2 separate regions of the Homo sapiens genome follow, and region 2 is linked to region 1. The links are chromatin loops, found by intact Hi-C in ENCODE. Cell type or tissue: psoas muscle. All regions are shown on one strand. Links, peaks and the distances in the headings refer to the core of each region. The heading gives the core; the rest is flanking DNA.

What was found. A loop is a pair of places that touch in the nucleus more often than their neighbours do. Peaks named below come from ENCODE experiments on the same cell type or tissue, not always from the same donor. Only the 100,000 strongest peaks of a DNase experiment are listed, where the experiment ranks them.
Region 2: a loop joins it to region 1, with 12 times the contacts of the local background. A loop is called at or near these places in 74 of 110 quality-filtered maps.

Annotation. Positions count from the first base shown.
Region 1 is chr19:6,513,634-6,521,857 of GRCh38, reverse strand. No RefSeq gene overlaps it. Among named protein-coding and RNA genes, the nearest start is that of TNFSF9, 13 kb to the left of the region's middle. RefSeq lists enhancers at 3,615-3,744, 3,795-3,844, 5,186-5,726 and a silencer at 5,155-5,324. In psoas muscle, for the core only: a CTCF peak has its summit at 4,807 (motif pointing left); DNase peaks (open chromatin) are centred at 4,817 and 5,687; H3K4me3 peaks cover 1,344 bases; H3K27ac peaks cover 1,027 bases.
Region 2 is chr19:6,863,446-6,868,433 of GRCh38, reverse strand. No RefSeq gene overlaps it. Among named protein-coding and RNA genes, the nearest start is that of ADGRE1, 22 kb to the left of the region's middle. RefSeq lists a silencer at 69-269. In psoas muscle, for the core only: no CTCF peak of the experiment used is centred there; no DNase peak of the experiment used is centred there.

The DNA of each region.
Region 1 (8,224 bases), core at 3,455-5,954:
TGAGTAGCTGGGACTACAGGCACGTGCCACCACACTCAGCTATTTTATTATTCTTATTATTATTTCTTGTAGAGATGGGGTCTCACTATGTTGCCCAGGCTGGTCTGGAACTCCTGGGCTCAACCAATCCTCCTGCCCCAGCCTCCCATGTATTAATAGCTGGGACTACAGGTGCACACTACCATACCCTGCTATTTTTTTTTTTTTTTTTTTTTTTTTGAGATGGAGTCTCGCACTGTCGCCCGGGCTGGAGTGCAGTGGCGTGATCTCAACTCGCTGCAACCTCCGCCTCCCAGCTTCAAACGATTCTCCTGCCTCAGCCTCCCAAGCAGCTGGGATTACAGGCACCCACCACCACGCCCAGCTAATTTTTTGTATTTTTAGTAGAGACAGGGATCCACTATGTTAGCCAGGCTGGTCTCCTGACCTCGTGATCTTCCCGCCTCGGCCTCCCAAAGTGCTGGGATTACAGGCATGAGCCACAGCACCAGGCCTTTTTTTTTTTTTTTTTTTTTTTTTTTTTAAAGACGGGGTCTCGCTATATTCCCCAGGCTGGTCTCCAACTCCTGAACTCAAGTGATCCTCCTGCCTTGGCCTCCCAAAAATGCTGGGATTACAGGCATGAACACCCAGCCTGAGATTGATCTAGAGCCATAAAGGAGTGTTTACACATGTTGAGGAGAAAAGAGACACAGAGAGGGGAATTACATCATCCAAATGAGTCGAGTAGCTGGAAAAGCTACATCCAGGTCTCTGGAAAACACAGACTGGCACCCGAGTGTGTGCACCTGGGGTTTTGTGTAAGAGTTGCAAGGTACAGGCCAGGCATGGTGGCTCACGCCTGTAATCCCAGCACTTTGGGAGGCCTAGGCAGGCAGATCACCTGAGGTCAGGAGTTCGAGACTGGCCTGGCCAACATGGTGAAACCCCCGTCTCTACTAAAAATACAAAAAAATTAGCTGGGCGCAGTGGCGGGCGCCTGTCATCCCAGCTACTTGGGAGGCTGAGGCAGGTGAATCACTTGAACCCACGAGGCAGAGGTTGCAGTGAGCCGAGATTGTGCCACTGCACTCCAGCCTGGGCATCAGAGCAAAACTCCGTCTCAAAAAAAAAAAAAAAAAAAAAAGAGTTGCAAGGTACATTCTCGCTTAGACTGGTCTGGAACTCCTGAAGTTGAGGAAACGACCACAGCATTTCCTCAAGAGATCCTCCCGTCTCAGCCTCCCAGGGTGCTGGGATTAGAGGCAGGAACCACCACTCCCAGCTTGCAAGGTATGATTGTGCACAGCAAGTGAGCTTTGTGAAGTTGAGGCACACATCCTGCTACTCTGGGACTGAGTGTCTCTGATGTGATACTGTGTACTCAGGAGGATGCATGCGGGCATCGATGTGTTTCCAGTTGAGCAGCACCAGAGCATAGGATTTGACTCACTTGGCTTCAAATCCCAGCTCTGCCTCTGCTGGCTACATGACCTTGAAATCTCTCCATCTCTCTGTGCCTCAGTTTCCCCGTATATGAAATGAGACTAACACCAGTGACCACCTTGTGGGACTGTTGTCCAGAATCAGGGAGCCAGAATAGTGCCTGGCATACAGCAGGTGCTCAATAGGACCAGCCATCATTGCTGCCAGTGGGCTGAGAGTGTGGTGCCTCCACGTGACTGTGTACATGGGTTGATCTTGTTTGGGCAAAAAGGAAGGCATGGCCGGGGGCTCACACCTGTAATCCCAGCACTTTGGGAGGCTGAGGGGGGCGAATCACTTGAGCTCAGGAGTTCAAAACTAGCCTGGGCAATATAGTGAGACCCCGTCTCTACTAAAAATACAAAAATTAGCCAGGCGTGGTGGTCCACACCTGTAATGCCAGTTACTCGGGAGTCTGAGGCAGGAGAATCCCTTAAACCCGGAAGGTGGAAGTTGCAGTGAGCTGAGGTCACGCCATTGCACTCCAGCCTGGGTGACAGGGCAAGACTTGTCTAAAAAAAAAAAAGGCCAGGTGCAGTGGGTCATGCCAGCCTGGCTAACATGGTGAAACCTTGTCTCTACTAAAAATACAACAAAAATTAGCTGGGCATGGTGGTGGGCGCCTGTAATCCCAGCTACACGGAAGGCTGAGGCACGAGAATCGCTTGAACCCGGGAGGCAGAGGTTGCAGTGAGCTGAGATCATGCCACTGCACTCCAGCCTGGGTGACAGAGAGAGACTCAGTCTCAAAACAAAACAAAATAAACAAAAAAACAAAAATAAATAAATAAAAACAAGGGGCAGGCAGGAATATGTGGTGCAAAATTGTTGAAGATGAAAATAACTGCATTGGTCATCAGAAGGAAAACTGCCAGGTTATTACTCACAGAATCGGTTTAAAAATTAAAAACATGTCTGAGTCATCTCTTGACAGAGATCTCCAAGGGCTAAGAGAACAAGGCACTCAGACTTTGCCTCCTCTACTCTTTCAAAGATTAAGGTTTTTAGTGTGAAATGGGCCTTACCCATCAGGTTGAGTCTCTGTCCTGTTTGAACTTTAGGTTGAAAATTTGGCGTGATTATTCTATGTAATTGCTTTTTTGGGCAGATGGTTTACAAAACCTTTAAAGGGGGCTAGGCGGCCGGGTGCGGTGCTTCACACCTGTAATCCCAGCACTTTGGGAGGCGGGGGCGGGCAGATACGAAGTCAAGAGATCGAGACCATCCTGGCCAACATAATGAAACCCCGTCTCCACTAAAAATACAAAAATTAGCTGGGCGTGGTGTCGGGCCCCTGTAGTCCCAGCTACTCGGGAGGCTGCGGCAGGAGAATCGCTTAAACCGGGGAGGTGGAGGTTGCAGTGAGCCGAGATCACACCACTGCCCTCCAGCCTGACAACAGAGTGAGACTCCATCTCAAAAAAAAAAAAAAAAAAAAAGAGGCTGGGCATGGTGGCTCACGCCTGTAATCCCTGCACTTTGGGAGGTCCAGGCAGGTGGATCACGAGGTCAGGAGTTCGAAACCAGCCTGGCCAACATGGGGAAACCCCATCTCGACTAAAAATACAAAAATTAGTCAGGTGTGGTGGCGCATGCCTGTAATCCCAGCTACTCAGGAGGCTGAGGCAGGAGAATCACTTGAACCCAGGAGGCAGAGGCTGCAGTGAGCCGAGATCATCATGCCACTGCACTCCAGCCTAGGCAACAGAGTGAGATTCTGTCTCGGGGGAACAAAAAAAAACCTTTAAAAGAATAACCAAGTGAGGAAAAAAAGAAACGAAAGCAAGGTGCAGGCTGCTATGTGCAGAATGCACGCTTTGGGTTTCAGAGCAGAAATAGGTTTGTATAAAACATTTCAGAAAGATGTGCAAAAATTGAGGGTATTGGGGTGAGAAGATGTGGATGTTTCATGGTGTATGATTTTGCATGCTTGCATTTTCCATGGGTTCGTTTTGTTTGCTTTGTTTTATTCTTTTTGTTTTAACATTAAGCACAGAATCGTGGCCAGCTTTCACACACGCAGAAAGAAACCAGTGGCCAGAGCCACTTGGAGGAAGGAAACTTTTTGTACCTAGTGACATCAAAGGCAGGAAATGGTGTTTCCCTGTTGAGGGCAGTGGAAGGAGGAGTCAGGGTTGGGGAAGACCCAGGCAGACTTGGGGCAGACCCAGCGACCCCTTCCAAGAGCATGAAGAGGCAGCTCACGGTGCTGGGAAGTCAACCCGCTTTGGAAAGGGAATCCCAGCAGGGTAACTACCTGGAAAGGACTTTCCAACTCCCCTGGGGGAGGGACACAAGTAGACACACACAGACACCAGAACACAAAGGGCACACCCATTCTGGACATATACAATCACACAAAACAAGACAGACATACAGACACACCATGCAGACATACACACAATCACACACACACACACACACCTGGACACACAATCATAGATACACAACAACCATCAAAGCTAGCCACAGACCGGGTGCAGTGTCTCACGCCTGTAATCCCAGCACCTTGGGATGCCAAGGCAGTCAGATCACTTGAGGTCAGGAGTCCGAGACCAACCTGGCCAACATGGTGAAACCCTGTCTCTACCAAAAATACAAAAAAAAAAAAAAAAAAAAAATAGCCGGGCGTGGTGGTGAGTGCCTGTAGTCCCAGCTACTAAGGAGGCTGAGATGGGAGACTCGCTTGAACCCGGGAGGCAGAGGTTGCAGTGAGCCAAGATGGCGCCGCTGTACTCCAGCCTGGATGACAGAGTAAGATTCTGCCTCAAAAAAAAAAAAAAAGCTAGCAACAGACACACACAAGGACACAAGAGACATATATTCAGGGCATATAACCAAACACACCGAGACTAGAACACACCAACACAGACACACCATCACACACATACCAAAACAGACATGGAGGTACACAACACACACGTACACGGTTACACACTGAGACAGACACCCAAAGACACAATCGTAGATACACATACATGGCAGGCACCATGGCTAGTCATAGACATAACGCAAGAACACACGTTATGGGCATGCACAATCACACACACAGAGGTCCAGGTCCAATCCTACGACCATCCAAGGTCTGCCCCGCTCCCAGAGGAGTCCCCAGGGACTACCCCTCAGAACACCCAAGTTCCACCCTGTACCCACAGAGGACCACCCAAGATCCACTCCCGCCAGGGAACCCAGGACTCACCCCTCAGACCACCTAGGATCCATCCCCCAAGAGGAAACTCAGGCCCTTCCCTCTGGGGACCTCCCCCTCCCTCCCCTGAGGAACAATCACTCTGGGCCCCTTTTCTCCGCAGCGATACCCAGCTTGGGCAGCGGGCGCCCCCTGGTGGACCTGGAGCCCCAGTCCAGGACTGCACGGAGCTGGGGCCCAGGAGCCAAGGCGCGCGGGGAGTTCCGGTGCTCTAGGACTTGGGAGCATTCACGGCAGAACCGGGGAAGGAAAGAGCGTGGAGACGCGGGAAGGGGAGATGGGAGGCCGGAACTGGATCGGGCAGGGCATTAAGCGCGGGAACAGAACGTCGGAAGCAGGAATGGGTTGGAGGCGGTTGGACCGAAGACCTCCTACTCCCGCACCCCAGCCAGCCCCGCGTCTCCACCCGGCAGGTGCGGCTCCTGGACCGCGGAAGACCCCGGAGGCGGATTCCCAACGAGGCACAGCGAGGGCAGGGTCGGGGAGGTTAGAGTGCTGAGGGTGGGAGGTCTTCGGTCCCACGGCCGAAGCTCGCCTAGTCATGGCTCTCAGCCTGGAAGTAACGCCAAGAAATCGCCCGAGACTGGGAATGCCCAGCGCTCAGCCTGGATGATCACCAGCACCAACGTGGCTTTGGCTCGCGGGTTCAAGAGAAAGATGGGCCCGCCCCTTCCACGACTGATCCTGTCAGTCTACCGAAGCCCCATTCCGCTGTCATCCGCCTCCCACCTCCCTAGCTTCTCCCCAGGCCCCGCCCTCGTACCCATCCGTTTGCCTCTCAGGCTCTGCCCACTCCTCAGTCCTTCCCACTTTCCTGTCATTCTCTCGAGGACCGTCCGCTTCCCCAGCAGACTCCCAGGCCCAGCCCACTCCTCAGTTCCCCTACCCCACGGTCATTCTCCCTAGACTCCGCCCACTTCATAGTTATTTGTCTCCCAGCCCTTGCTAACTCCTTAGTCCCTCCCACTTCCCTGTCATTCTCCCCAGGCCCCGCCCACTTCCCCTGCTGTCCGCTCCAGGCCCTTCCCACGCCACAGTTCCTCCCAATATTATCTCCAGGCCCCGCCCACTTCCCCTGTTATCAGCCTCCCAGACCCTGCCCACTCCTCAGTCCCTCACACCTCCCTGTCATTCTCCCAGGCCCCGCCCATTTCCCAATCATTAGTGACCTGGGAATAGGGCCTGGAGACTCTTCGTGCCCCACTCTGTTTTCTGCTTTTTTTTTTTTTTTTTTTTTTGGAGACGGAGTTTTGCTCTTGTCGTCCAGGCTGCAGTGCAATGGTGCGATCTCGGCTCACTGCAACCTCCGACTCCCGGGTTCAAGTGATCCTCCTGCCTCAGGCTCCCGAGTAGCTGGGATTACAGACATGCACCACCACGCCCGTCTAATTTTTTTTTTTTATTGTATTATTAGTAAGGACAGGGTTTCACCATGTTGGTCAGGCTGGTCTCGAACTCCTGACCTCAGGTGATTCACTCACCTTGGCCTCCCAAAGTTGTGGGATTACAGGTGTGAGCCACCGCGCCTGGCACTTTTCTGCTTTTCTTAGTCCATACCACCCTCTCCTCAGGCTCGGCACCTCTCCCCCTTTGAGGGTTTGTCCTGTCTCAACCCCTAGCCCCTTTTCTGGGTTCTGCCCTTCCGGAGTCCTGCACCCTCTTCCCACTCCAGGTTTTCAAGCCATGCTCATCCCTCACCAATTTCGCTGGGACTTGCAGCCGCCCTTTGATTCCTTTAGGCCTTGCCCCATTCGTTCTGCCCTCCAAACATGCAGGCTCTGCCCTCACCCATAATCCGCATGTACATCCACCAAGACCCCACCCCAGACCTGCCACGCCCCTGGTGTGGGGTGGGGGCTGTGTCTTAAATCACTAACAGGAGCTACGGAGGCCTTGGTTTCTCCACCCCACCCTTCCTCCATGAGGCCTGGTCTGAGTGGGTGAACCCATCCCAAAGCCCTCTGCTCCCCTGACGTGGAAAAGGTCACCACGTGGGGTGATGGCCCCACCCCAGCAGGAATCCTTTCTCAGCACCAGTGGCCTGGGGACTGGCACAGGATGCCCCCCAGCCACTCCACTGTCACCAGAACTCCGGCACCACCAAGATGTTGGATGCGGCTGGACACAGTGGCTCACGCCTGTAATCCAAGCACTTTTGGAGGCCGAGGCGGGTGGATCACCTGAGGTCAGGAGTTCCAGACCAGCCTGGCTAACGTGGTGAAAACTGTCTCTACTAGAACTACAAAAAAGTTAGCTGGCCGTGGTGGCACATGCCTGTAATCCCAGCTACTCAGGAGGCTGAGGCAGAAGAATCGCTTGAACCCGGGAGGCAGAGGTTGCAGTGAGCCAAGATCACGCCATTGTACACCAGCCTGGGCAGCAAAAGTGAAAATCCATCTCAAAAAAAAAAAGAAAAAAGGCCGGGCGCAGTGGCTCACACCTGTAATCCCAGCATTCTGGGAGGCTGAGGCAGGCAGATCGCCTGAGGTCAGGAGTTCGAGACCAGCCTGGCCAACATGGTAAAACCTCGTCTGTACTAAAAATGTGAAAAAATTAGTCAGGCATGGTGGCCAGCACCTGTAATCCCAACTACTCTGGAGGCAGGAGAATTGCTTGAACGCAGGAGGTGGAGGTTGCAGTGAGCCGAGATGGTGCCACTGCATTCCAGCCTGGGCAACAGAGCGAGACTCTGTCTCAAAAAAAAAATGTTGGATGCTTCTGACTTTTTCTATCTGATGCTGGGTGAGCCCCTCCATACCAGCCTTGAGCACCCCCAGCCTGAAATTCAAGGGACTATGTTGGGGTCAGTCTGCTTGTCTGTCTTTATCTGAGGGTCGCTGGACTTGGGGGATGGCAGTCTGCCCTGGCTTGTGGACTGCGGTCGTGTGTATGTCCATCCGTGTGTGTCCTTGTGTGGGGGCGTCTGGGTCAATGTGTGTTTGAGTGAATGAGAGAAAAAACTCCCTACGGTGTGGCTTTTGTGTCCAAAGCACCCAGCGTGTATGCCCGTGTGTTGTCAGCTCCCTGGGTCTGTGCGCTGGCTTTTTTTTTTTTTTTTTTTTTTGAGTTGTGTCTCCAGGTCTGTCTGTAGGGCTGTGCAGATACATTGCATATCTCTGTGTATGTTTGATTGCATGTATGTAGTATGTGTGTACCCAAGTCTGTATTGTGTTTTTTGTTTTTTGGGGTTTTTTATGGAGACAGAGTCTTGCTCTGTCACCCAGGCTGGAGTGCAATGGCACAATCTTGGCTCACTGCAACCTCCGCTTCCTGGGTTTAAGTGATTCTCCTGCCTCCGCCTCCCGAGTAGCTGGGATCACAGGCGCACACCACCACCCCCGGCTAATTTTTGTATTTTTAGTAGAGACAGGGTTTCACCATGTTGGCCAGGCTGGTCTCGAACTCCTGACCTCAGGTGATCCACTCACCTTGGCCTCCCAAAGTGCTGGGATTACAGTCGTGAGCCACCACGCCCGACGTGTGTTGTGTTTATAACCATGTATAATAGTCTGGCTATGTCTTAGGAGACTCCATTTTGTTCTGTACTAAGAA
Region 2 (4,988 bases), core at 1-2,500, 350 kb before region 1:
CCCGAATGGTTTTACTTATCCTTGCATCTCACAGGGGGCAGAAGAACCAGCTAGAGGAACTGATAGTCTAGACTGTCTTTGGACATTATGAGAAGATGACCCAGAAGAATATGTGAAAGTGCAAAATGACTGAAGAAAAAAATAATAAATCATCTTATTCATCCCCAAAGATAGGGCCCCTGAGACCAGGCAGACGGGGAGCTGAATTTGAAGGAAGTGGGTCTCAAAGAATCTAGAGAAAGAAAATGGATCTCCAGGCCTAAGCCTCTGAGAAGATAGAGGGTTCTGGGAAGTGGAGGAGCTACACAAAGATACAGCCTAAATAACGGGCAATAGACTGGGCACGGTGGCTCATGCCTGTAATCCCAGCACTTTGGGAGGCTGAGGTGGGCGGATCACAGGTCAGGAGTTCAAGGCCAGCCTGGCCAATGTGGTGACAACACATCTCTACTAAAAATACAGAAATTAGCCAGGCATGGTGGTGGATGCCTGTAATCCCAGCTACTCAGGAGGCTAAGGCAGAAGAATTGCTTGAACCCAGGAGGTGGAGGTTGCAGTGAGCCAAGATCACACCACTGCACTCCAACCTGGGTGACAGAGCGATACTCTGTCAAAAAAAATAAAAAAATAAGGGACAATATATTCTGTTAGCCCACAGAATGGGCTTTTCTGGCGATAGACCTAGTTTCACTGTATTGGTCTGTTAGGAATGCCATAACTAAGTACTACAGACTGGGTGAGGGTTGGGGTTTATTATTATTATTATTTTTGCTTTTGTTTTGGGATGAGGGTCTTGCTCTGTTGCCCAGGCTGGAGTGCAATGGTACAATCATAGCTCACTGCAGCCTCAGCCTCCTGTGCTGAAGCCATCCTCTCACCTCACCATGTTGGTCAGGCTGGTCTCGAAATCCCAACCTCAGGTGATCCACCTGCCTTGGCCTCCCAAAGTGTTAGGATTACAGGCGTGAGCCACCGCGCCTGGCCTCCATCTTGCTTCTAACCTCCAAGCTGTCCTTGTTCATTCTTGGGCATAGGCGGAAGTAACCTTGGGAGGAACTTTATAGTTTAAAACAAAGACGATAACAGCCCTTTCCCAAAACAAACCTCCTTCTTGTTTGGGCACTAGACTGCCTTTGTAGGACTAACAAATTAGCCCCAAGATTAGAAATGATGGTTTAGGAGGCATGCAGCTAGAGGCTAAAAGATTCTGACCCTCCCTAAATTGCTCCTAAGATCAGGGCTTGAGATATTTTGCAAACCCTGCACTTGATGGATCAGCTGGCACCACCCAGATTGATAAACTGGCTCATGAGATCTTGTGGTCCCCCACCAGGAACTGACTCAGTGCAAGAAGACAGCTTTGACTCCCTGTGATTTCATCCATGACCGATCAGCACTCCTGGCTCGCTGGCTTCTCCCAACCCACCAAGTTGTCCTTAAAAGCTCTGCTCCCAGAAAGCTCAAGGAGACTGATTTGATTAATAAAACTCCAGTCTCCCACACAGCCGGCTCTGTGTGAATTACTCTTTCTCTACTGCAATTCCTGTCTTGAGAAATTGACTCTGTCTAGGCGGAGAGCAAGGTGAACCCACTGGGTAGTTACAAGGACACAGGGCAAACAGCTGCCCTGGGTGTGGTGTCTGGTGCCTGTAATCCAAGCTACTCAGGAGGCTGACGGAGGAGGATCGCTTGAGCCTGGTGAGGTTGAGCCTGAAGTGAACTGTGATCGTGCCACTACACTCTAGCCCAGGCAACAGAGCAAGATCCTATCTCAAAAAAAGAAAATGGTAAAAGAGGTACATTTTGCTGGGCATGGTGGCTCACGCCTGTAATCCCAGCACTTTGGGAGGCTGAGGCAGGTGGATCATGAGGTCAGGAGTTCGAGACCAGCCTGACCAACATGGTGAAACCCGTCTCTACTAAAAGTACAAAAAATTAGCCAGGCATAGTGGCACGTGCCTGTAATCTCAGCTACTCAGGAGGCTGAGGCAGGAGAATTGCTTGAACCCGGGAGGCAGAGGTTGCAGTGAGCTGAGATCCCGCCACTGCACTCCAGCCTGGGTGACAGAGTGAGATTCCATCTCAAAAAAAAAAAAAGTACATTTTATGTATGTTTGTGTTTCGTGTCATGAAATGTTTTGTTATGAATTGGAGAGTCAGAGAGAGAGTGTCGGTTTACTGGAGCAGAAAACACCTCAGGAACCAGTACCGGGGTAGAAAAACCTGAACGGTAATTGACGAATCGCTCAAGACTCAGTGTGCAGAAGTCTTAGGGCAGCCCCCGCAGTTTCATAAGTTTTACAAACTTGTCAGAGGAGTTTGAACCAGTGTGACTCCATCTTGAACAGGAGCTGGGTAACATGAGGCTGCGACCTGCTGGGCATTCCCGGGAGATCAGGCATTCTTAGTCACAGGATGAGATAGGAGGTCGACACAAGATACAGGTCATAAAGACCCTACTGATTAAACAGGCTGCGGTAGAGAAGCCAGCCCAAATCCCACCAAAACCAAGATGGCGACAAAACTGACCTGTGGTTGTCCTCATTGTTCATTCTTATTATACACTAATTATCATGTATTAGCTGCTAAAAGAAACTCCCGCAAGCGCCATGACAGTTTACAGATGCCATGGCAATGTCCGGAAGCTATCCTAGAGAGTCTAGAAAGGCGAGGAACCCTTAGTTCTGGAAAATCCTCAACCCCTTCCCAGAACACTCCTGAATAATCCACACCCCGTGTTGTAACCGAGTGAGTTGCAGAGAAATGCCACACTCTGAGATGAATTCAGGCGACCGAGAGAAGGCTAGTGCTCAAAATTCTCTCGGCCCTGAGGAAGGGGCTAGATTTCTTTCTTTCTTTCTTTCTTTCTTTCTTTCTTTCTTTTTTTGAGGCAGAGTCTCGCTCTGTCGCCCAGGCTGGGGTGCAGTGGGACGATCTCGGCTCACTGCAAGCTCCGTCTCCTGGGTTCACGCCATTCTCCTGCCTCAGCCTCCCGAGTAGCTGGGACTACAGGCGCCCGCCACCACGCCTGGCTAATTTTTTTGTACTATTTTAGTAGAGACGGGGTTTCTCCGTGTTAGCCAGGATGGTCTCGATCTCCTGACCTCGTAATCCACCCGCCTCAGCCTCCCAAAGTGCTGGGATTACAGGCATGAGCCACTGTGCCCGGCAGGAACCATTTTTAAATATGCCAAAGCATTCTGTTCTTTTTTTACTTTTCTTTTTTTTTTTTTTTTTTTGAGACAGTCTCACTGTAATGCCCAGGCTGGAGTGCAGTGGTGCGATCTCGGCTCACTGCAAGCTCCGCCTCCCGGGTTCACGCCATTCTCCTGCCTCAGCTGCCCGAATAGTTGGGACTATAGGCGCCTGCCACCATGTCCGGCTAATTTTTTATATTTTTAGTAGAGACGGGGTTTCACCGTGTTAGCCAGGATGGTCTCGATCTCCTGCCCTTGTGATCCGCCTGCCTCGGCCTCCCGGAGTGCTGGGATTACAGGCATTAGCCACCATGCCCGGCCTCAAAAACTTTTTTATTTTTAAAGTTTTAAATAAAAACTTGCTAGCATGTTACTCCACTTTATTTTTCTCCATGGAGCTAATCTCTAAGTAAACTCCAGCTGAGGCCACATCCTCGCCCAGCTCCTTCCTCTGCCCCTTCCTGCTGCCTGTGGCCAGCATGGCCAAGGCAGGAAGGGAGATGCAGATTACATAGGACCTTATGGTTATCCCCGTGCCTGAGCTCTCTGATGTTAGTTGTGCTTTTGCTGGGTGGACTGGAGGCAAGGAAAGTGAGGATACTTATGATGACTTGAAATCAGCTGTGGGCCAGGTGCGGTGGCCCACACCTGTAATCCCAGCACTGTAAGAGGCCGAGGCGGGCAAATCATCTGAGGTCGGGAGTTCAAGACCAGCCTGGCAAACAGCCAAACCCCATCTCTACTAAAAATACAAAAGTTAGCTGGGCTTGGTGGTGGGCACTTGTAATCGAGCTACTCAGGCAGCGGAGGCAGGGAGAACTGCTTGGAACCCAGGAGGTGGAGGTTGCAGTGAGCTGAGATTGTGCCACTGCATTCCAGCCTGGGCAACAGAGCAAGACTCTATCTCAAAAACAAAAAAACAAAAAACAAAAAAAAAAGAAGAAAAAAGAAATCAGATGCGGTGGGACTATTTACACCATAGGAATGGGCACATTCTATGCGAATATCCACTGTTTGAATCATCCCCACTCCGGCCAGGCATGGTTCACACCTGTAATCCCAGCACTTTGGAAAGCCAAGGCAGGTGGATAACCTGAGGTCAGGAGTTCGAGACCAGCCTGGCCAACATGGTGAAACCCCGTCTCTACTCAAAAGAAAATACAAAAATTAGCTGGGCGTGGTGTCGGGCTCTTGTAGTCCCAGCTACTCGGGAGGCTGAGGGAGGAGAATCACTTGAACCTGGGAGGTGGAGGTTGCAGTGAGCCAAGATCACACCATTGCCCTCCAGCCTGGGCGACAGAGTGAGACTCTTTCTCAAAAATAAATAAATAAATCACCCCCACACCACGGCTCCCCAAATCCTGCAGCTTAGAGCTCAAACATCCAAACCTGACTTCTGAGGCCCCCTAACAGCCTTCTCTTTGGAAACAGTCTAATCAGAGAGTTTGAGACACTGAAGCCAAATCACCGAAGGCCACCAGAGGGCACTACATAGCTTCAAATTGGTGCTGTGGGGTTACAATGGGCAAGATACGCGGAACTTGGTTCCGCGGCTCAAATGCCAGGACAATGCGGAAGTGTTGGCTGCCTAAGAACAAGTCCCGCCTTGCGTGAATGGTACCCATGAAATATGACAGCTCCCTATGTGACAATCTGCCTCGCGCCTCACTTCATTGCCTGGAATTCCACCATTAGGGAGTCATTCCTTTGGATAAAAAATGTTCCTCTGGAAAAAAAAAAAAAAAGTTCCTCTGGGCCGGGCGCGGTGGCTCACGCCTGTAATCCCAGCAC